Linked DNA regions of Mus musculus: regions 1 and 3 are each linked to region 2. Evidence: chromatin contacts called from ENCODE Hi-C or POLR2A ChIA-PET data. All regions are on one chromosome and are shown on one strand. The core of a region is the stretch at or near the end of the contact, and the rest is flanking DNA. Distances in the headings are between cores, read along the strand shown. Region 1 holds the start of Dnaaf5 (dynein, axonemal assembly factor 5). Region 2 holds the start of Sun1 (Sad1 and UNC84 domain containing 1). Region 3 holds the start of Get4 (golgi to ER traffic protein 4).

The links. A loop is a pair of places that touch in the nucleus more often than their neighbours do. ChIA-PET counts read pairs that join two places held with the same protein, here RNA polymerase II (POLR2A).
Region 1: a loop to region 2 is called in a map of heart, with 4 times the contacts of the local background. The contact joins the promoter of Dnaaf5 here to the promoter of Sun1 in region 2. A Hi-C loop is called at or near these places in 2 of 37 maps with a recorded cell type or tissue (heart and left cerebral cortex). POLR2A ChIA-PET finds 5 or more read pairs at or near these places in 4 of 5 experiments (Patski and embryonic stem cell).
Region 3: a loop to region 2 is called in a map of left cerebral cortex, with 6 times the contacts of the local background. The contact joins the promoter of Get4 here to the promoter of Sun1 in region 2. A Hi-C loop is called at or near these places in 16 of 37 maps with a recorded cell type or tissue (CH12.LX, T-helper 1 cell, T-helper 2 cell and 6 more). POLR2A ChIA-PET finds 5 or more read pairs at or near these places in 3 of 5 experiments (Patski and embryonic stem cell).

The regions. Positions count from the first base shown.
Region 1 is chr5:139,148,276-139,152,155 of GRCm38, forward strand. Dnaaf5 (dynein, axonemal assembly factor 5) reads left to right here and starts at 1,960. Exons shown (of 13, transcript NM_001081265.2): 1 at 1,960-2,560; 2 at 3,208-3,392. The coding sequence starts at 1,972. It also overlaps a transcript of Prkar1b not described here.
Region 2 is chr5:139,198,689-139,202,762 of GRCm38, forward strand. It overlaps Sun1 (Sad1 and UNC84 domain containing 1), which reads left to right and starts at 1,949. Exons shown (of 23, transcript NM_024451.2): 1 at 1,949-2,011.
Region 3 is chr5:139,249,973-139,253,901 of GRCm38, forward strand. It overlaps Get4 (golgi to ER traffic protein 4), which reads left to right and starts at 2,352. Exons shown (of 9, transcript NM_026269.2): 1 at 2,352-2,647. The coding sequence starts at 2,493.

The sequences.
Region 1 (3,880 bases), core at 710-3,209, 50 kb before region 2:
CCCTGGCTCAGAAATCAAAGAAAAAGGAAACATAGCCCAAGTTCTGAGTTCCGGGCCAGTGTAGTTATTTTCAACTCTCAAGTCCTTTTCCTACTGGGTGTTGCTTGTGGGGTATTGAGCTGTATTTAGATGGAGGGAACAGGAAAGGCAAACTCATTACTGCTCACAGGACCTACAGGCCATCCCTGCTGGCCCATCCCAACCTTCACAGCAGCCACAGGCATCCTTAAAAGTGCAGACTTAGCTTTCAGTGTTCCACGTAAAGCATCTTCCTTGGCTCCCTGCAGAGAGACAAAGGCTATCCTGGCTGTCCTGCACATCCCCTTGTTCCCTACAAGACACTTCTCCTTCCCCTAAGAGGTCCCCTGGCCACAGACAAGCACCGTCAGCTTCAGCTGCCACGGCCGGCCACAACCCTCACATACTGGGATGCTGGGCTAAGATGAAGTTGGAAGGGCTGCTTCCCTGGGCTTGCCGTCTGCCCACCTAACATTCACAAAGCCTTTTCACGGCTTGCACATCTATGCCAAATTCCCCTTATGAGGATAGCAGCTAGCCCCAATATCTCAATCTTGACATCTGCAAAGATCCTACCTCCAGACACTCACACTCTGATGGACTAGGCTTAAGACTTTGACATACGAGTCCATGACACCTCTAACACCAAGCCTTTGCTTGGCCAGTCACCTCTCTTCACAACTCTTTTGCCACCCTAAGCAATTTTACATGGTTCCCCTAAAGCTTCCACGCCACATTCAAAACACCTAAGGGTTCACACCAATTTCCCACAAAACTAATGTCAACAACAAAAAAAGGCCAAATTTGTTACAAAACCCAACCCCTAACATTATAAGCCTGTTCTCAGATGTGACTCGTTTGGATGCCCAAGTCATGCAGCACTGAGTCAGGCCTAGGAAGTGCCCAGTGGGGGGTCCTGACCACTGACAATACCATCTCTGACCCCCTAAAAAAACACTTCCAGCCATCGAGCATACCTCATGTCTAAACTGAGGTCAGACCGTGTGGCAGATTCACACTTGACTTCTTCATGACCTCTGAGGAACCCAGTAAGGATCAGCCATATCTACACCATTAGAAAGAACCTCAGCTTAAGCTGCCCCTGAGGAAAGGAACCTGAAGGTGCAGGCTTGCAGAAGCTTGGCCACTCAGGCCAAGTTCCAGACTCAGGCACAGGACAGCCCCACTCTTGGCCTCGCCCCTAGCCATTTGCCACGCCCTAAGGCCTGCGTCCCACCTGTCAGCCCTTGTCTCAGGCACCTCAATCCTCACGCTTCACCTTACTCAGACCCCCACCCCTCCCTCGAGCTTTATGTCCCTTCCCCAAACCTGCACCCCACCTATTATTGAAACTTGTCAGCCAGCTGCGCGGCCCATGCCCCGCCCACCTACCCCCCCATCCAACCCACTACTCCTTGCCCCGCCTCCTTCCCGTAGACCCTTATTCTTCGCCCCGCCCACAAAACCAGGGCTCCGCCTGCCACCTCCTGCAATGCTCCCGAAGTCCACACCCCGCCTATTTGGTTCTTTCCCCTCCCATTATCCCTTATTCCCCTCTCTTTACACTAAGCCCCTACCCAAGAGGCCCGTGTCCCGCCTACCAACCCCCTCGTACCGCCCACTACCTCTTTCGCCCAAGGCCCTTGCCGAGCTTGCTGTCTTCTGCCTCGCCCTCAAGGTTCGCGCCCCACCCCAGACTCCCGGACCTAGCCAATTACACTTGCTTCTCTTAGCCTCTCTCGTCCTCCTGCCCGTCACTCCGCCCTCTAAGCCCTTTGCCCGCCCACTTCCCTGGCCCCGCCTCTCCCTTACTCCCTGCCCCTCCCCCAGCATCACTCCTAAGGGGCGCACACTCAGCCTCGAGCAACCCAGGCAGCCGGAAGTCTTGCCGTAAAGCGTGCTCGGACCATCGTACTAGCGCCGGTTCCCTTGGAGACAGGCAACGCGCTCAAGATGGCGGCGCCGGCGGAGGCGGAGGTGGCCGCGGCCCCGGGCTTAACCGAGGCGGCTGAAGCCGCGGAACTGACCCGCGCGCTAAGCCGCCTGCTACCGGGGCTGGAGACGGAAAGTAAGCTGGGGCGGCGGCGCGCTCTGGAGGCTCTGGAGCAGGTACTGGAAGAGGCGGTGCGGCCCGGCGCGGATTCCGCGGCCTTCCAGGGCCCCTGGGCCCGTCTGCTGCTGCCGCGCCTGCTGCGGCTTCTAAGCGATCCGGCCGAGGGCTGCCGCGCGCTGGCCGCTCACCTGCTCGACCTTGGCCTGCGCCGCGCCGCGCGGCCCCGCGACGCTCTGCCGCGTCTGCTGCCGGCGCTCAGCGCACGCCTGGCCCGACCTGAACTCGCGCGGCCGCCGCCGGAGCCCTGCGAGGAGCTGCGTCTCGCCCTCGTGCAGCTGCTCCACCTCGCCGTAGACCTGGGCGGCGCCGCGCTCGCGCCCCACCTGGACGACGCCGTGCGCGCCTTGCGGGCCGCGCTGCTCGACCCCTTCGCTGCGGTGCGCCGGGAGGGCTGCGAGTGCGCAGCCGCTCTGGCCCGTGCCACTCCGGGTGAGCGTCCTATCCGCTTCCCTGGTTACCTAGATGTCCAGAAACTGAACTAAAGTGGGCTGGTTCCTTCGTAAGGTCATTTCCGATGGGAGGGGGCACGAGACAAGAGATCTCACCATGTAGCCCTGGCTGGTGTCAAACATAACGCTGCTTCTACTTCAGCCTAAAGTGCTAGACTCTCAGACCTGTGTCACACCCATTTCATGATCATTTTTATGCTGGGTTATGGGACTCATGTGGGAAAGGACAACTCAACTCAGTTTCTTTACTCCAGTGTCTTCTCTGTCTCTGACACGGGTCACTAACTTCCTGGATGAAGGGAGGCTGCTTCTCGTTTATTTCTACCCTCTATCTACAGCCCTGCTTGATCAGGGCTTTTTCCCTTTTTTCCTTCTAGACTAGAGTTTGGAAAAGTTAAGAGGCCCTACCTAGTGTTTAAAGTCTTCCCGGGGGTAGGGGGGAGCCAACTTTGTGAAATAGGTGTATATATCCCTCCGGATGCCTGGAGCATAAGCAGCTCCCAGCACCATTGGAGAGAAAAAGTGGGAGCTGAGGCTAGCAGAGGCCAGAGGAAGGTTTGATGGTAGCCACAGAACAGGGCCCCATGCAGCTGTATCGCATAACCAGCAGCCTCCCTAATCCCACAGAGCACTTCCACATGCAATCGGAGTCCTTGATAGGCCCCCTGATGCAGACCATCTCCCACCAGCACTGGAAGGTCCGGGTAGCCGTTATCGAAGCCACGGGCACTGTGATCCAGTTTGGCAGTGGGAACTCGGTGGATGATGTCCTTTCCCACTTTGCTCAAAGACTCTTCGATGACGTCCCTCAGGTACTGGGAGTTTTCTGCTTGACAGTCCTGAAACCATGTGCTTCTGTTAATAGAAGTGTCCTCATGTGCTCATCCACTGAGAGAATTTCAGTGCAGGGCCTAGTGCTTAGGGCCTTGCCGGGAAGGACAGAACGGAAGTGGAAGTCCGGTGCTGGGGTGGTCTCCATGCTGGTGGGGGGCAGACAGGAGCCCTCCAGATGTAGACAGAGCACTCACTGGCTTTCAGAGCACAGGCCTGTCTCAGACCTTAGACTGTTGTGGCTTATGGTAATGTCCCCTAAAGAGAAAGGACTGGTGGTAGGCAGGCTCTGTCTCCAAGGGAGGAAACAAGTGAAGGGGGAGCACATGACCCTGGCTAGGTGGGAGGAGGAGAAGCGGGCAGCATGCTCCAGAAAAACCGAAAGCTGTCTCCATCACAGTCAGACCCTCCACACAGTAACAAGTTGTGTCCCCTCCCTTTGATGACCGTGTTGGCCTGAGTGTATCAG
Region 2 (4,074 bases), core at 699-3,198:
ACAATGCAAACAAACACTTATACACATAAAATTAAAAAAAAAAAACAAGTCAAATTAAAAAAGACAAAACCGCTAAATATCCACAAAGACATCTACCTCTGAATGCACAGAAAGCTTTAATCACAACAGTTCTAACTGACAAAATCCAAATGTCCAGCAGCTGGCCCAGGCTTCAGCAAACAATGGGCTCTCTGGCCTGCGGAGCCAGCCAGCTGCCCTGCCAAATCCACCCACTTGACTAATAGTGGACTTCAATGTTTGCCACAAATATCCATGTGGCTCGAAAGCCTCTAACATTTATTACAGAAAAGTCTCTCAACTTGCCAGTGGAAAAAATCAACATATTGTCAAACGCTTGCCATATAAGGAGGTGAGTGTGTGCATCCTGAGTGACTATCACAAGCTGCAGCAGCAGGCTATGTGGGCACATGCCTGTAATCCCAGCACTGGGCTGGAAAGAGAGGCATCCCAAGCCATCAATGGCAACAGACCCTGTCTGTGTGTAGATGTGTGCACATGCATGTGCCTTCACTAGTGTCTTTCCTTAGGAACCACCATCCACCTTGTTTTCTGAGACAGGATCTCTCATTGGGTTGGTTCCCATCAAGTTAAGTTAGTTTGGTGGCCAGCAAGCTCCAGGGATTCCAGTCTCTGCTTTCCAGCACTGAGATGACAAACATACAGCACTAGGCTTTTGGTTTTTTTAAATTCGTATTCTGAGATTGAATTCAGGTCTTTACGCTTACAGTGCAAACATTTTACTAACTAATCCATCTTCCCAGCTCCAGACCCTTTCTAAAAAGTGTAAAACCAGCCAGGCATGGTGGTAAGTGCTACTGGTCCCAGTGGAGGCAGGCAGAGCTACATAGCAAGTTCCAGGGCAGCCAGGACTACATGGAGACCCTCTCTAAAAAAAAAAAAAAAAAAAATTAATTAATTTTTTTAAAATGTAAAAGCCAAGGTCTGGAAGGATGGCTCAGCCATTAAGAGCACTTGCTGGTCATTCGGGGACTGTAGTTTGGTTGCCAGCATCCCCTTTTGGCAGCTCTGGGGCATTTGAGACCTTTGTAGGCACACACACACACACACACACACACACACACACACACACATTCATCATCCACTTAAACAGACATACACACAAACACACTTTTAGAAAAGAGTGAAAGCTAGCCAGCTGCCTGTGGCATATGGTAGTAATCTCAGTGCTTGGGAGGATAAAGCAGGAGGATTGTGGCAAACTGGAGGTCAGTCAGGGCTATGTCGTGAATTCTAGGCCACAGTGAGACAGTTAAAAAAGGAAAAACCAAGAGGGGCGTGGTGGCACACGCCTGTAAGTCCTGCTTCGCAGAGGCTGGCTTATCTCTGCGAGTTCAACGCCAGTCTGGTCTACAGTAGAGTTTTAGGGCAGTCAAGGTTACAGAATAAAACCCTGCCTATAAACAAAACAAATGCAATTCAAGGTTTTGCAAAACTGCGCAAGTGAGAGAGGGCCTGGTGGGTGGAGTCCCCAGGAGAAAAGGCTCTGGCTTCCAGCCCGCAGGGCAGGGCAGGGCAGGGCGTCGGAGGTTTCCTGCAAACGCTACGCGGGGACAACTGAGAAGAGGATGTGTTTGGGAGCCCACTGCTCCTTCAGCAGGAGTCGGATCTTCTGGGCCCACTGAAGCCCTGCCTGGAACTCAGCGCGCGCGTGCGCCTCTGCACAGAATCCTAATTCTAACGCCACCGGAGAGGAGCAGCCTCCCTAGGTGCGGCCCCTCAAGTCCCAGCGCGCCCGCTCCGCCCACTGACGCCACACGTCCCGCCCTTTCCCCGCCCCCCGCAGGGCCGTGGCGGGTCAGCGGCCTCCCCATTGGCCTGGAGCTTCAGCAGGCGCGCTTGGGATTGACGGACGTTCGCGTCGCTCCCGCCTCCGATCCCGGCGCGGCGCGCGATTGGCTGTAGATGTGGGGAGTCTTCGGTCCCGGGCCTGGGCGGTGCGGACGAGGCCTGAGGCGGCGGCGCGAGGCAGGTGAGCTGCGGCCAGCGGGCTGTAGGGGACGAGTAGGCGGGTGGGCGCTGCGGACTCCTCTCGGGTACTAGGGACTGTCTCAGGGCGGGCCGGGATGTAGGTTGCAGGGATGGCCCCAAGTGGGAACCGCCAACTGGCCACGACGCGCGTGACGCCCTTCGCGTTGCCAGGCCGCGCGCGCCCCGGCGCCCTGAGTCCAGTTGTCTCGTGTGCCCGGGCACTCTGGTTCCCCTTCGCCCCGGACCCCTGCGTGTTGGGTTCCGGGGTCTCCTGCCACCCGTCGAGGCGCACCCACGCAGGCGCCATCCCCGGGGCGCTCCCTTCTGGGGCACAGGTGTTGTAGGTGCGGCGATGGGCGCGGGCCCGGTAGCGAGTCCCTGGCCTGCACACCCTGCCACCAGCTTGTTATCCCGTGTTAGTTGCCTTCGCCCCCAGCCCGGCACGCAGGACGGTACCAAAGCTGGCCCGCTGGAGCTTTTTTGGATGCAGCCGGGGGGACCCGATGCAGTCAGCCCGGCGAACTTTGGTGCTCCCCGCTGTGTAGAGTGAAGTGTAGTCCTGCGGTGTGCGCTTCGCGCCTCCTGGACCAAATACTAATTAGATTTTACCATTCCGTCCATTGCACCGGTGTCGAATTTTAACCTGACTGTTCATACATTTTAGATCTCTCCTAAGGTCTTTTCTTTTTTCTTTCTGCGTCCCAACCTCATGTTCCTTTTCGGTCCTTTGTTTGTGTCAGGAGACAGGGTCTCATTTACGTACTTCTGACTGTCTCGGCTGTGTAGACCAGGCTGGTCTCACAAAGATCCAGACTGTGTCTGCTTCCTAAGTGCTGGGGTAAAAGGGATGTGTGCAACTAAGCTGGCATCTTGAAACAGGTCCTCAGATAGCCCAGGCCCGCCTAGAATTGACTATATAGTAGAAGATGATCTTGAGTTCCTAACCCTCTTGCTTCCACGTACCTAGGATTAGATCACAGGTGTGCACAGCCCTGTGGGTCCAGCCCTGGGTATGTTCTTGAGCAGAGTTGCAGTAATTTCTGGTTCTTCTCTCTTTTGGTTTCCTCGGCCAGGCCAGTCTTGAACTCTTTGCTTTTTCGAGACAGGGTTTCTCTATACAGCTCTGGTGATCCTGGAACACCCAGAGATCCACCTGCCTCTGAACCCAAGTGCTGGGATTGAAGGCGTGTGCCACCACTGCCCGGCTCAGGCCGGCACTTTTATAGCGTGCAGGCTGTGGAGAACTCTACCCAGGCTGTGGGGACTGGGCATGAGTCTATGCTCTAGTCACCAGAGGGTCTGATAGGATCGTCTGCCCTACCTTTTTGGTCGTTAGGTTTTTGTTGGGGGTAGGTCTTTGGTAGCTCCAGCAGGCTCTTAGTTGCAATCTGGGTGCTGTGCTTCCAGCTCCCCAGTGCTGGGGTCACAGGTGTGTGGTCCCATGTCCTCACTGGAGAGTTGGGCCAGAGATTTGGAGAGGTACTTTTTATTTCCCGAAGGTTGGCGGCCTCAGTTTATTTATTTACCCTTTGTTTTTCCTGGGAGAGAGCAGAAAGGGGATGAATGTGAAAGCCAGCTGCTGTGTGTGCTTGCGTGCGTGCATGCGTGGGTGGGTGGGTGACTCCCCTTTTAACTGTATACAGCGTTATGCAACTATCACCATTATCTAGTTCCACGGCTTTTCACCACCTTAAAGGTAAAGCCAGAGCCCACCCGCTTTCCTCCTCCCTGTCCGTTAGCTTCTGCTTACAGCCTGTGTGTGCGCCTGTTCTAGTTAACTCATTTAAGGCTCATCCGTGCTGTGTAGCATGTGCCCCTACTCTATTACTTTCTGTGGCTGAATTGTTTCCCACTGTATGGACCTATTAAATATTTAACAAATACTTTCTATCACATTTTATTCACATGAATGTTTGCTGAGGTCAGGGGACAATTTACTGGAGTCACTTGTTTCCTTCGCCTGTGTAACTCCTGGGGGGGACTAAACTCAGGTCATCAAGTGTGGTCGCAGTCACACTGAACCTCCTCGAAGGCCTTATTAAATCCTCTTTATCCACATCAGTG
Region 3 (3,929 bases), core at 1,102-3,601, 52 kb after region 2:
CCGCTCAGAGACATTCCAGTCAGGCTCAAAGGAAGTGGGCCCAGAGGCTTTGGGTCTGGATGTGGTCACAAGGCCCTGAGCTCAGCTTCCAGAGCCAGAGCACCTTTCTACTACAGCCTGCCGAATATATTTTTGGAGCATTTTTCATACCTTTTAACAGCTCTGGTTCCTACCATGTATACAGAAGTGTCACGTTGATTTAAGCATCCTCAGTTCATAGGCTTTCCTTTACTTTTTTTCCCTCTCACCCTAAGACAAGGTTTCTCTGTTTAACCCTGGCTCTTATATCTTAGAACTCACTCTGTAGACCAGGCTGGACTCGACGTCCAATCTGCTTGCCTCTGCCTGAGTGCTGAGCCCACACCATGCAGCTGTTTCTCTGTCTCTTTCTCTCTCTCTCTTTTTAAAGATTAATTTTATGTATATGAGTACACTGTAGCTGTCTTTAGACACACCAAAAGAGGGCATCAGATCCCATTACAGAAAGTTGTGAGTCACCATGTGGTTGCTGGGAATTGGACTCAAGACCTCTGGGAGAGCAGTAGGTGCTCTTAACCACTGAGCCATCTTTCCAGCCCCTAGCTGTTTCTGTTTTAAAGAGAAGCCTGTTACTAGGGCTTTGCTCTCTTGAGGACCTGCTAAACATCTTGAGAGAATTCCAGCCAGGAGGGTAGTGCTCACCTTTAATCCCAGCACTCAGGAGGCAAAGGCAGGTGGACCACTGTAAGTTCAAGACTAGACTGTTCTACATAGCAAGTTGCAGAACACTCAAACAGAGCAATATAATAGGCCCTATCTAGGAGGGGAAAAAGTTCCAAAAAGAATTTATGACAAACTGTACTACACTGTCCCATCCAGACAAGTCATCCCCTGGTCGGACACTCATGCAGCATGAATCACTTGCCCCTTTGTTACTAGGTGTCTGGATCATCAGGTAGAATGCTGTATCCAAGTGGTCCTTCCTTATGTGGTAGTGCCCACAGAGCATCATCCCTCTTCACAGAAGGGTGAGCACGGTACTGTCAGAGTGTTGGGAACCAGCAAAAGACATTTATTCTAAGTACTACCATCTTGTTTTCAGGCTCCATTTAATCATATCAAGAAACCAAGCTCCCAGGCCCTAGGGGAGCTAGGGACTTCCCAATAGCTTACTTTGAACAGCTTCTGTTGTAAGGAAATAGTTGTCTTGAGTCCAGACATCTCGAGGACAACTTCATCTTGCTGGCAGGGTCAAACTAATGTTTATGTTTCCAGGCCTAGGAACCAACCTATCCTGATACAGTGGGAACGCCCTTGTCCAACCCCTTACGACGGATTATGATTAGACAGTGCTACAGCCTGCCCACCCACCTCCCCCTTTCTCTATATTTTCATCCTTTAGGCTGTACAGTATTCCCTCAGGGTTTTACTTCAGCTTCATCTGCTCTGCGGCCCTGACCAATAGCGGCTTGATTACCTGCGTTGACCTGGTGTCTTGAGTTATGTTGGTTTTAGGTTGGATTTAAGCGGACCCCACAGCAAGAGATCATGTTTACAGACTCCTTAATCTGTTACCATGCTTTCTGCTTGCACATGGGTGTGGTGCAGAAAATGCTAGTCCAGCTGGCCCGGGTGCAGGCATAAAAAGTAGGTAAGTTGAGGCAGGAGAGTCACAAGTTCAAGGGCCAGAGTAAATGGAAGGCTGAGAGTGTGTAGCTGACAGAAATGAACGCCCTGAACTTCATCTCCAGCATCCAAACTCATTATTTAAGGATATGTGTAGGGTTTTGTAACCTGAGTTTTGGATGCTGTCAGAGGACAACTCTGACCCTGGCCAGCACCTCCCATCCTCCCCCAATTAATCATGACCTTCCTCCCTTCTCTGCTGTCACCTGCTCCAACCACAGCCAGGTCTTCTTGGAGACATTACAGGTTCTAGCCTGAGCATACTGCCCTGTCCCAGATGTCACTAAGGATGACTGCCACCTGGAGGGGCACTCCCCGGGCAGGTGTGAGACAGGTCAAAGCTTCTAAAATGTGTCTGGTTCATCCATGCGCTAAGGGTAACTTCAGGGGGCGCGCGAATAAGACGCCTCATCGCTGAGTCTTCTGCCTCAGTTTACTTGCGCAGCCTACGTGGCTGATTACATTGTGCAGTGATGACACTAAGCTGGGGACAGCTCAGCGTGTAGTCCCGCCCAAGACCTCGGTCCCGCCCACTCTCGCAAGACTACAAACAAGTTCCCGCGATAGTCTGAGAGCCCCACCCCGTCGGCTTTTCCTGGCCTGTGTTCTCAGGGTCCTTCTCAGACCCCCCCTCAGGGGCGTGTCCTCGCGCGGCTCCCGCGATCCCGGCAGGCTCCGCCTCGATCACGTGCGGCCCGCGGCGCGCCCGCCCTCGCACGGCTCCTCGCGGCCACCGTAGAAGGAGTGCGGCGGCCGCAGGGACGGAAGCCGGGAGGCGCCGCCGACCGCGCCTGCGACAGCGTCAGCTCTGCGCGGAACGCCGGCCCATGGCGGCGGCGGCGGCGATGGCAGAGCAGGAGGGCGCCCGCAACGGCGCCCGCAACCGCGGCGGCGTCCAGCGCGTGGAGGGCAAGCTGCGTGCTAGCGTCGAGAAGGGCGACTACTACGAGGCGCACCAGATGTACCGGACCCTCTTCTTCAGGTGGGCGCGGGTGGCGGCTTAGCGCCGAGGCCCCACCTCCGCTGTTGCTCATTGGCTGCGCTGCGGCGCCCCGCACCCTCATTGGTTTATGCGGCTGCCTGTCGCGGAGCAGAGCGGGGGCGGCGGGCTTGTACTACTCGGCAGGGCCTCCTCTTCTCTGCCTGGTTCCCCCTCCTCCTCTCTCGGCCTCGTCTTTCTGAGTCCCTGCCTTACTCTCAGAGCTGCCCTTCCCCCGTCCTTCCTTCCTTCCTTTTCCCAGGCCTCCTTCCCCAGCCAACTTCTTCTCAGGCCTCCCCTTCCCTGGACTCAGTTTTATCACTAGCCTCTCTCCTCTTCACTTAGGCCTCCTCCCTCTTACAGGCCTCTCTTCCCGCCACTCCTTCTCTATCACACCCTCTTCCTCGCCTGGCCTCCCTTTCTCTGAAGGCTTCCGCTGGTTGGCGAGTCCTGTTGTCAGAGTAGTCTCACCTAGTCCTCCCTTCTGTGGCCAGTGATTGGAATTGCACAGCCGGCTAAAGTGTGGTCAGATGCTGACACCGTGGGCCAGCCTGTGGCCATCTGTATTCCTGCCTCTGTGCATCTGCCAGCTGATAATTCCTACGTAGAACTTTATTCCTGACTACAGGACATCAGCATTTCTGCTCCATGTCCGTAGTGTGGGTTTGGCCCCTGTGCCCCTTAGACCTACTTTTCGTTTTAAAATACGTTTTGTTTTAGGGCAATTTTAGGCCTTCAGTAAAAGGAGTGGAAAGTGGTTATCTTGTACCAGTTGCACATTATCATCCACCCATTACTGTCACCTAGGGCCCACGTGCTGTGGAACTCCTCCTACAGTCACTCCCTCTAGCTTGATCTGAGCACGGTGTGTTCTGTGGGCTGGATAAAGCTGCCATGACAGTGGATGACACTGTACACAGTGGCCTCACTGCCTTGAAGCCCTGTTGGGGGCTGAAGAATCAGTGCTCTGGGAACCCTCTGGCTCGTGAGTGATACTTGTTTACATCTGAGGACAATTCCCACTTCCCACATGCCCAGATTGAGCCTGGCAAGTAGCCAGGTGGACATGGGAGGGAGGGGCATGGTTAAGGCCACACGCAGTAGTTAGCAAGCCATCAGGGACCAGCCTTGCAGTATTTCCCTCCGTAAGTGCTCAGTCCAGGGGGTTGGCAGGTGTGGGATGAGCCTTGGCGTCCTTGGTGTCAAAGACTTCCTGTTTTCTTTACCTATTGGGCGCCCTGGATTTGGAGCAGCGGGGTTTAGTCAGCTTATCGAAACATTAGCC